Linked DNA regions of Homo sapiens: region 1 is linked to region 2. The links are chromatin loops, found by intact Hi-C in ENCODE. Cell type or tissue: Caco-2. All regions are shown on one strand. Each heading gives the region's core, and the rest is flanking DNA. Links, peaks and the distances in the headings are about the cores only.

Region 1 (4,397 bases), core at 227-4,226, 94 kb before region 2:
CCCACCCAGATTGAGTGTGGGCCTGCCTCTCCCAGTCCACTGACTCAAATATTAACCTCCTTCGGCATCACCCTCACAGACACATGCAGGAACAATACTTTGCATGCTTCAATCCAATCAAGTTGATACTCAATATTAACCATCATACTGGCCGATACTAAATATATTGAAATAATTATTATCCTTTGCAGTGACCACTTAAACTTTAAATCCTATTTTTTGTTCAAGTAGAGAATAGTCATACTGTGTATAGACTGGTTCCTGCTGAAAAGCCCTGACCATCCCTGCTACCCAGGTGGATTCAGATGGTATAGAAGTAACCACCACGTCTCTTGTACCTTTGCCCTGGTGCCATGGGAGCCACCGCCAGGATGGCAGAAGAGGAGAGCGGCAACTCCCTGGGCCTGACATCAGGGATTTGTGGCCATCAGGAAGCTGGAGAGATGTTTTCATTCTCAAACTAATTCACCAAAGTCACCAGTCATTGACTGCACTTCAGATATTTCATTTAATCACCTTTATTACTTTTCTGACAATAGAGATAATACATATTACTATTACAATTTTTAAAAATATAGAAAACATAACAAAATTAAACAATCCGTAAACCACCACCTGGAGACAGCCATCGTGAACCTTTACACCCCTGTAACAAGACAGTAATTAAGTGGCCCCTTCCCAGGTTGGTTTTCAAATCCTACTGTGCCCTGCTGAGCCCTCTTAGAGATTCAAGATGGTAGGTAAATGTCAGTCAGTCTTCAGGAAATCTTCCTTTTAATCTCATTAATGAGGTCCAGATGTTCCCAGGATATTGACTCCAAAGGGCCGTGGTTTCACACTCACACCCCACCCTGTGCTCACTCTCCTCCACGGGCCTCAGGAGGGGGCCTGGACACCGAGGGGCCAGTGTGTGATCATTCAGGCCAGCAAGGAAGGGACTCTGCCTCTAGTGCAGACCAGAGCCTTGCAGAGCCAGACAGAGGAGATAAACACGCACGCTCCTCCTTCCTCGGGAAAACAGGTAAACAGGATTTACTGGGCTTTTATTTGCATTAAATGAATCGAAGTTTAGATTTGCCCTTTATGTCAACATTTTATAGGTGAAATCATTCAAGCTCATGCTGTAACATGCACTGGGTGAAGATAAAGGCACCCAAGCCCGGCCAGACCCCAGCAGGGGGTGAGGGGGCATTTGATGAGTCCCTGCTCCCAGGATGCTCACTTGCAGCGGAGCACAAACGTGAGGCTTGGACAGGAGGAGAAGGACCCAGGACAGGATGGGAAAGCAGAGGGGCTCACCAGTCAGAGGAATGCTGCGTGAAGCCCAGCAAGGAAACCTACATTGTCTTAATTTTTGTTTTTTGTTTTTTGGGTTTTTTTTGTTTGTTTTGTTTTGTTTTGTTTTTGAGACGGAGTCTTGCTCTGTCGCCCAGGCTGGAGTGCAGTGGCGCGATCTCTGCTCACTGCAAGCTCCGCCTCCCTGGTTCACGCCATTCTCCTGCCTCAGCCTCCGGAGTAGCTGGGATTACAGGCACCCGCCACCACGCCCGGCTAATTTTTTGTATTTTTAGTAGAGACGGGGTTTCACTGTGTTAGCCAGGATGGTCTTGATCTCCTGACCTCGTGAGCCACCACGCCCGGCCTGTTTTCGTTTTTTACCCACATGAGAGCTGTGAATTCTTTCTGTATAAAGTATTTCTAAAGGCAAAACCTTTGATTAGCATGTACTCTGGATCTGTTAGGGAAGCAGCCGGTTTGGTTTGAAAAGGTTATTTGGACCGGGCGCGGTGGCTCACACCGGTAGTTCCAGCACTTTGGGAGGACGAGGCGGGAAGATCGTTTGTGCCCAGGAGTTTGAGACCAGCCTGGGCAACATGGCGAAACCCTATCTCTACAAAAAATATATGTATAAAAATTAGCCGGGCGTGGTGGTGCATGCCTGTGGTCCCAGCTATTTGGGAGGGTGAAGTGGGAGGATCACTTGAGCCTGGAAGGTCGAGACTGCAGTGAGGTGAGAGTACATCACTGCACTCTGACAGCCTGGATGACAGAGCAAGACTCCATCTCAAAAAAAAATAAGAAAAAATAAAAGGTTACTTGTTGGGGCTTCATAATAGGGCATCTGGTTTTCCTTGGTTCTTAGGCCAGAGCATGAATGAAAGTGTTTGGCTTTAACTCATACAGGTGATGGAAATATGGGGCCCCCCCACATCCAGGACTCCAGGACAAGGATAAGGGTTCGTCTCAGTGGGACCTGCAGTTCTATCACTGAGGTCCACAGATGCTCCTTTCCCGCCCAAAAAAGCAGCTGGAACGCCACAGGCAGCCAGGGCCGGGGGGATGCCAAGCGATCTCAGAGGTTCTGCAGCCCCCCAGCAGCCCCTCCCAGCCCCACCTCAGACCGCTGGGGCCCATGCAGGCCTTTTCGTCAGTGGGGGTCTTACCATGGTGCCTTTCCTTAAATTGATATTCTTTACTTATTCTAGTACTTTAAAGGAATGCTTTTTTATTACCATGATAAAAGAAATACCTCTATCATTGATAATCACAAAAATAGACACAGTAATATGTATTGTTCTTAAACTTGAGCTAGGAACTGTTTCCAGCATGGAAGGAAAGAAAGAGAATAAAGAGTGAATCACTTTTCACTGTAATTCAATGTCGGTAATGTCAGGTGTATGACTTGGCAACACTGCCCTAGAGACAAGGAAATGTTTCTGGGGCAGGCACGCTGGCTCTGATGTGCCCAGGCCCGACGCCTGGTGCTGGGTGGTGCTCCATGGTGACTGGCGACTTCACTTCCTGATGCACTACTCTCCCCTCCGCCTGTCATTTCCTCCAAGAAGAATCACAGCTGCACTTTTTTTTCTAACAGTTTGTTTTGCTCGTGTGCCTGGAGACCCCAAAGCAAGGGAAGAATTCTAAATGAGTGAAATGTATAAACACGATAAGAAATCAACATACACATCCTCTGCGAGACAGTAGAAAATCATAGGATCCAACCAAAGGAAGAAGCCAGGAAAGTCAATAAACAAGTTGGTAGAGATGCAATAGACAGAGATGAAATGTTTAGAAGAAATAAGTCAATACTGAGAGGAGGAAGAAAGAAACAACACGTAAGTTTCTTGGGTTAAGAAGTTCCCTGATTACATCAGTATAGTGTGGGAAGTAAAAGAAAGAACAAAAGAAGTTCCCTGAGTCAGGTTCTGATCCCCTTTCTCTACCTTAATTTCCAAGGTTGTGTGAAAGGAAAAGAAAAACTGGGACCCCAATTCACTATACCAGAAGAAAAAAAAACTAAGCTGAAAGCTGACTCATGCAGAAACTGCCTTTCCTTCTGTTCCTAAGCAGATAAAGCTAAGCTACAGATAAAAGGTTAAATATCTTCACAGGTTCACCTTATCGGTAAAGTGCCAATTTACTGAGCTTGAGACGAATACATAATTGACTATTGTCCTACCTGATCCTTTTTCTTGCAACACGTGGATTTCCATACCCTCCCTCTTTCTTCTCCAGCCTGCTTTTCCCCTTTAATTGTTTTTGTTTTTTGACTGGATCTTGCTCTGTCACCCAGGCTAGAGTGCAGTGGCACGATTTTGGCAAACTACAACCTCTGCCTCCCAGGTTCAAGCAATTCTCCTGCCTTAGCCTCCTGAGTAGCTGGGATTACAGGTGTGCGCCACCATGCCCAGCTAATTTTTGTATTTTTAGTAGAGATGGGGTTTCACCATATTGGCCAGGCTGGTCTCAAACCCCTGACCTCAGGTGATCCACCTGCCTCAGCCTCCGAAAGTGCTGGGATTACAGGCATGAGCCACCACACCCAGCTTCCCCTTTAAATATTGAAGCCATCTCTCAAAATTATCTTTGGAGAAAGGCACAAACCCCAGACCATTTCTTTGATTCCGTGCTTTTTGCTTCTGGGCATGTCCTTAACCTTGGCAAAATAAACTTCTAAATTGATTGAGACCTGTCTCAGATACTTTTTGGTTTACAATTATAATCTATGGTCCCCTAGATCATAAGGGCCCTTCCTATACCCCAGGAAACTCAGTGTTACTAATACCTAGAAATTGCCCCTTTTCTGTCTCATCAGCCAGCCCGTAGCCCCTGGGTGCCCACGTGGCCTCACCTGGCCCCAGTTCACCACAGCCTCTTTGGATTCTGTGGTTTAACTCATCAGATGTGCCATATCTTGCTAATTACAGGAGCAAGGTAAGGAACTAACCTTTACTAAGGATGCATTATTGGCCAGACACTACTGACTCTTACAGTGGCCACTAAACCCTTCACAATAATATCTACTCTTTAGATAAATGTTTTTGCCATTTTAGAAATTATGTTGCGTGAAGTCGCTCGGCCAGTAGCATTGGAATTGGAGCCCAGACTCAAAGCTC
Region 2 (4,397 bases), core at 130-4,129:
ACCACCATGCCTGGTTAATTTTTGTATTTTTAGTAGAGACAGGGTTTCACCGTGTTGGCTAGGCTGGTCTTGAACTCCTGACCTTGAGTGATGTGCCTGCTTTGGCGTCCCGAAGTGCTGAGGATTACAGGCTCAAGCCACCACCCCGGCCTATATATTTAAATTATATATAATATAAATAAAGAAATAAATCATATATAATTTAAATATGTATTTATATAAATACATATTTAATAAGTAAATAAATACATAAATAATATTTACATATTTACCGTGTGTACACACTTTATTTCAAATTATATATATTTAAATTATATACATAATATACAAATTATATATATAATTTAAAATACATATATAGTGTGTATATATGGTAAATATATAATGGCAATACATACATATAGATATTTAATTTTACAAATGAGGAAACTGAGGCCCAAAAAGGTAAAGTAAGTTACCCAACATTTCACAGCTAGTAAGCAGGAAAAATAGAATTGAAATTCATGTCCTGTTATACGGCTGCTGCCATGCAACAGATGTATACCCCAAACAACTAAGGACATGAAAACCCTAGAAATACCGTATTTTGGTGTGACCCCAAGAAAAATTGCTGGTATATATCTATTATTCTCCAAGGAAATCAGCCTTAAAGTGAGGCATGCATCTCATCTATCACCAGTTACCTTAATAACCTGATAGAGATCTATAATCCCTAAATTTTAAAATATTTCTTGAATGTATTTGTAGTTCCAATCTGGAATATCTATTGAGATAATAATTACCTTAAGTTTATGACCAGTTGTGTTATTCAGTCATTGCATTTCTATACACCTAAAATGTCTTTCAAATTTCAATGGGCATTCCCCCATTTCTAGTATTCCAAATATGGGGGTGTACATTCTTTATCCATCTTCTCAGGATTTCATAAAATTTGCTCCTTCCTTCTTTCTTGAGAATATTTCTGAGCCTTTCTGAGTCTGTCCTTATTTGCAAGCCTCTTGATTGCAGAAGATGACTCTAAACATTTTGCAGATGAAAAAAAAGATAAAACTTGCCCTACCTGGCCTCTTGCACAAGACTCTGAGGTATCTCCTTTCCCCTCTGGCCTGCAAGTCTGCCTTAGGACACTTGCTGCTCTCTCTCTTCTACTCAAGAAACTGATGATCGGTTAGACTTCAGGTTCTTTCTTGCCCTTCAGGTTTTGTTTTGTTTTGTTTTGTTTTTAGACGGAGTCTCGCTCTGTCGCCCAGGCTGGAGTGCAGTGGCACAATCTTGGCTCACTGCAACCTCTTCTACCCGGGTTCAAGTGATTCTCCTGCCTCAGCCTCCCAAGTAGCTGGGGCTACAGGCACATGCCACCACGCCTAGCTAAATGTTTTTGTACTTTTTTAGTAGAGACGAAGTTTTACCATGTTGGCCAGGCTAGTCTCGAACTCTTGAGTTCAGGTTATCCGCCCGCCTCGGCCTCCCAGAGTGCTGGGATTACAGGCATGAGCCACCGTGCCCAGCCGCCCTTTAGTATTTCACACTGTTAATGGGCCTGAATTTGTTGTACCTTTCTGTTGAGTGGTAATATTTTGGACTTAGTTGTTATATTAAGAAAAAATTCTGAGCAGAATCAAGCAAAGGATGTGGCAGAATGAGAAAATGACCACTTTCTTTGGCATTGGTAGGGCTATGGATTGCAAGTGTGGTGGACATCAGAAACACCTGCAGATTCCTGGGCCCATGATCCCTCCCTGAGGCTCTCTGGAGTGGAGTCCAGATATGTGTGGTTTAACTGGTTTCCCTGGGGTGATTCTGATGTAAGTGGTCAGAAACACCACAAGGGTGTGATGTGTCAAACCAGTCTCTTCTGGAAAGAGGCACTACAGCTTCTCTAAAGCGAGTATTATTCATGACCTCCCACTTGCAGTAGAAAGTCCTAGTTAAAACTGTGAGTAATCTTAGAGGCTCTTATTCTTCTGAATTATCTAAAACAAGAAACTAAACAAAACCAACCAACCACTCATCTAGTCAAATAAATGCTGCCTGAAAGAAGAGCAACAGCTGTTCTTTCTTTTTATCCAGTGATTTGGAGAAAACATTGTAAGTTCTTCTCCATAAAGCAGTAGAAAAAGATGACATGATAAGAGATCCGTGGGCTTTTCCTCCAGAGAGCAAATAGAAAACCCTTGGTTTTTGTCCTGACTGAGAAACGCTTAAACGTCTACATGTACAATCAGATAATCCCTAAAATGCCTTTCCCCTGGTCTAACTCAATTCAGATAACTGTGTTTGTCTGTGAGAAACCCTCAGAGAATATATTCAAGCCAAATGATCTCATGCCTGGATTTTGCAAAACAATATGTGCACAAGACCAGAATTTATGTCATCATCGAATATGTGCCTTTCCCAAATCCAGCCCCGGGATGTTCTTCAACAACATGGCTTCTTTGCCACATCTGAGTCACTTCCTGGGCCTGGATCCAGGACAGCCTGCAGACCCCTGGCCACCAACAAGCCACATAAGGAAGCAGTTCTGTACTATTTCTAGGAATGGCATCTTTTAAAATTATTTTACACTTATCTCACCCATTTTGGTATCCCAGATGGCTTTAAAGGGGAGTTAGCATGGCTGAAGTGATATATTTTTTTCCTCAAAATAATTTTCTGTTGTGCTCAGTTGAGAGAAAAATCAAAAGCGTGCAGTGGTAAAAATGCCTGACAATCCCTGGAGATGCTGAACTAGTCTCTTTGCGGAAAATTCTGGAGATCTGTTTGCTGCCCTGGGGTATTAGCTGCCTTTGCACCTCTGCAGGGGAGATTCAGGTTCCATGTATTCTTTAGGGAGGTCAGAGAAACAGGAAAAGTTGTCCTGGATTGAACTCTCACCTCTGACCACAAACAATTGCTAGGTTGAATCTCCCCTATCCAAAAAGTTTGGAACCAGAGTGTTTTAGATTTTTTATTTTTTTCAGACTTCGGAATTTTTGCATATACATAATGAGATATCTTGGAGATGGGACCTAAGTCTAACCATGAAATTCACTTATGTTTCATATATGCCTTATACATACAACCTGAATGTAAGTTTATAGAATATTTTAAAAATTTTTTGGAAATGAAACGAAGTTTGTATACCCTGAACCATCAGAAAGCAAAGCATCATGTCAGCACTTTAAAAAGTTTAGATTTTGGAGCTTTCTAGATTTTGGATTTCTGGATTAGGGATGCTCAACCTGTAACACTTCTTGGTACTTGTGTGTATTAGACTACGCCTTTGCAGTTGAAGAGCTTTGACTCCGTTTCCCTGGTTGTCACTTCCAGAAGGGCTGCCCTCTATGTGGTGTAATGAGATCTCTCATTGAGGGGAGGAATGAGGAGTTACTGCATGCTCTGCCTCAGAAGAGGAGGCCACAGTTGTCAGGCCTACTCAGCAAAGTGTCCCAGAGGCTGGTCTGCAGTCCCTGCAAGGAGGCATAGCCAACCTGGGGACTGCAGGAGGACATGTCTGGGCCCACACTACCCCACACACTGCCTGCTCCAACGACCTCTTTTGGTTTTAAGATCCAATATGCCACCATTGGAAATTCATTTGAATTGGTAGATCTCCTTTTTGAGAGGTCAAATAAGAATGAACGGGATGGCCTAGAATGCTTTTCCTGTAGCTCTTGTTATCTTACTAACCATGGTCCTATAAAAAATCAGGCAATGACTCCTGCAGAAAGCTGTTCCATTCTGGGATCATTGGTCCTTCTACGAGGCATCCTAGCCTAGTGCTGTGCTGTCACTTCCTGCTTGAGATTAGTATTCTCTGCTGGCCTCCCTGAAGGGAGGACCTGGGTATTGTTCTTTCATCGTTGTGTTTCCACTGGGCCTGACACCTGGTTTACTCTATAAATATTTGTTGAATGAGCCCAGTATCTTTGATTATAAAATGATAAAGTAATTCAGCTATAAAATGATGATGGTAATGATACCTTCCTCAGGGTATTTGTGAGTAGGAGAGGAGATAATCTACGTCAAGTTATTGGCAAACTGTAAAGCTCTATACAAATGGAAGTCTTCAGGATAACTTGCCAGGAAGCGTGAGAGGGGTTCCAGAAGAAGACACAGAAACCTCACCCACTTTCAGGATTTTCCTGAGGCCCATTCTAAGCAACTATATTTAGACCTGCACACAGAACCACACCCAAAAGGACTTTGCTCTGTCTTTCTATCAAGATCTTTGCCCTGAAAGAACCTAACCCCAAAGGTACTCCCAGAGCTTGTCATTTTCTAGAGTGAATAACCAGAGGTTAGAATAATTAGACACTAATTCTCACAGAATCTGTTTGACAAGTAGTTTGGCAGATAATTGCGTTAATTATTAAGATTAAAAGTCTAAGATGATAAGGAGCAGAAATTTGCTCATT

The links. Hi-C counts contacts between places; a loop is a spot of excess contacts. Peaks named below come from ENCODE experiments on the same cell type or tissue, not always from the same donor. Only the 100,000 strongest peaks of a DNase experiment are listed, where the experiment ranks them.
Region 1: it touches region 2 in a loop (2.0-fold over the local background); 1 of 110 quality-filtered maps calls a loop at or near these places.

Annotation. Positions count from the first base shown.
Region 1 is chr5:78,770,428-78,774,824 of GRCh38, reverse strand. It overlaps a transcript of LOC124900191 not described here. Among named protein-coding and RNA genes, the nearest start is that of LHFPL2, 120 kb to the right of the region's middle. In Caco-2, for the core only: no CTCF peak of the experiment used is centred there; no DNase peak of the experiment used is centred there.
Region 2 is chr5:78,675,920-78,680,316 of GRCh38, reverse strand. The region is part of intron 4 of LOC124900191 (a long non-coding RNA gene); the gene reads left to right. Among named protein-coding and RNA genes, the nearest start is that of LHFPL2, 29 kb to the right of the region's middle. In Caco-2, for the core only: no CTCF peak of the experiment used is centred there; DNase peaks (open chromatin) are centred at 1,096 and 1,746.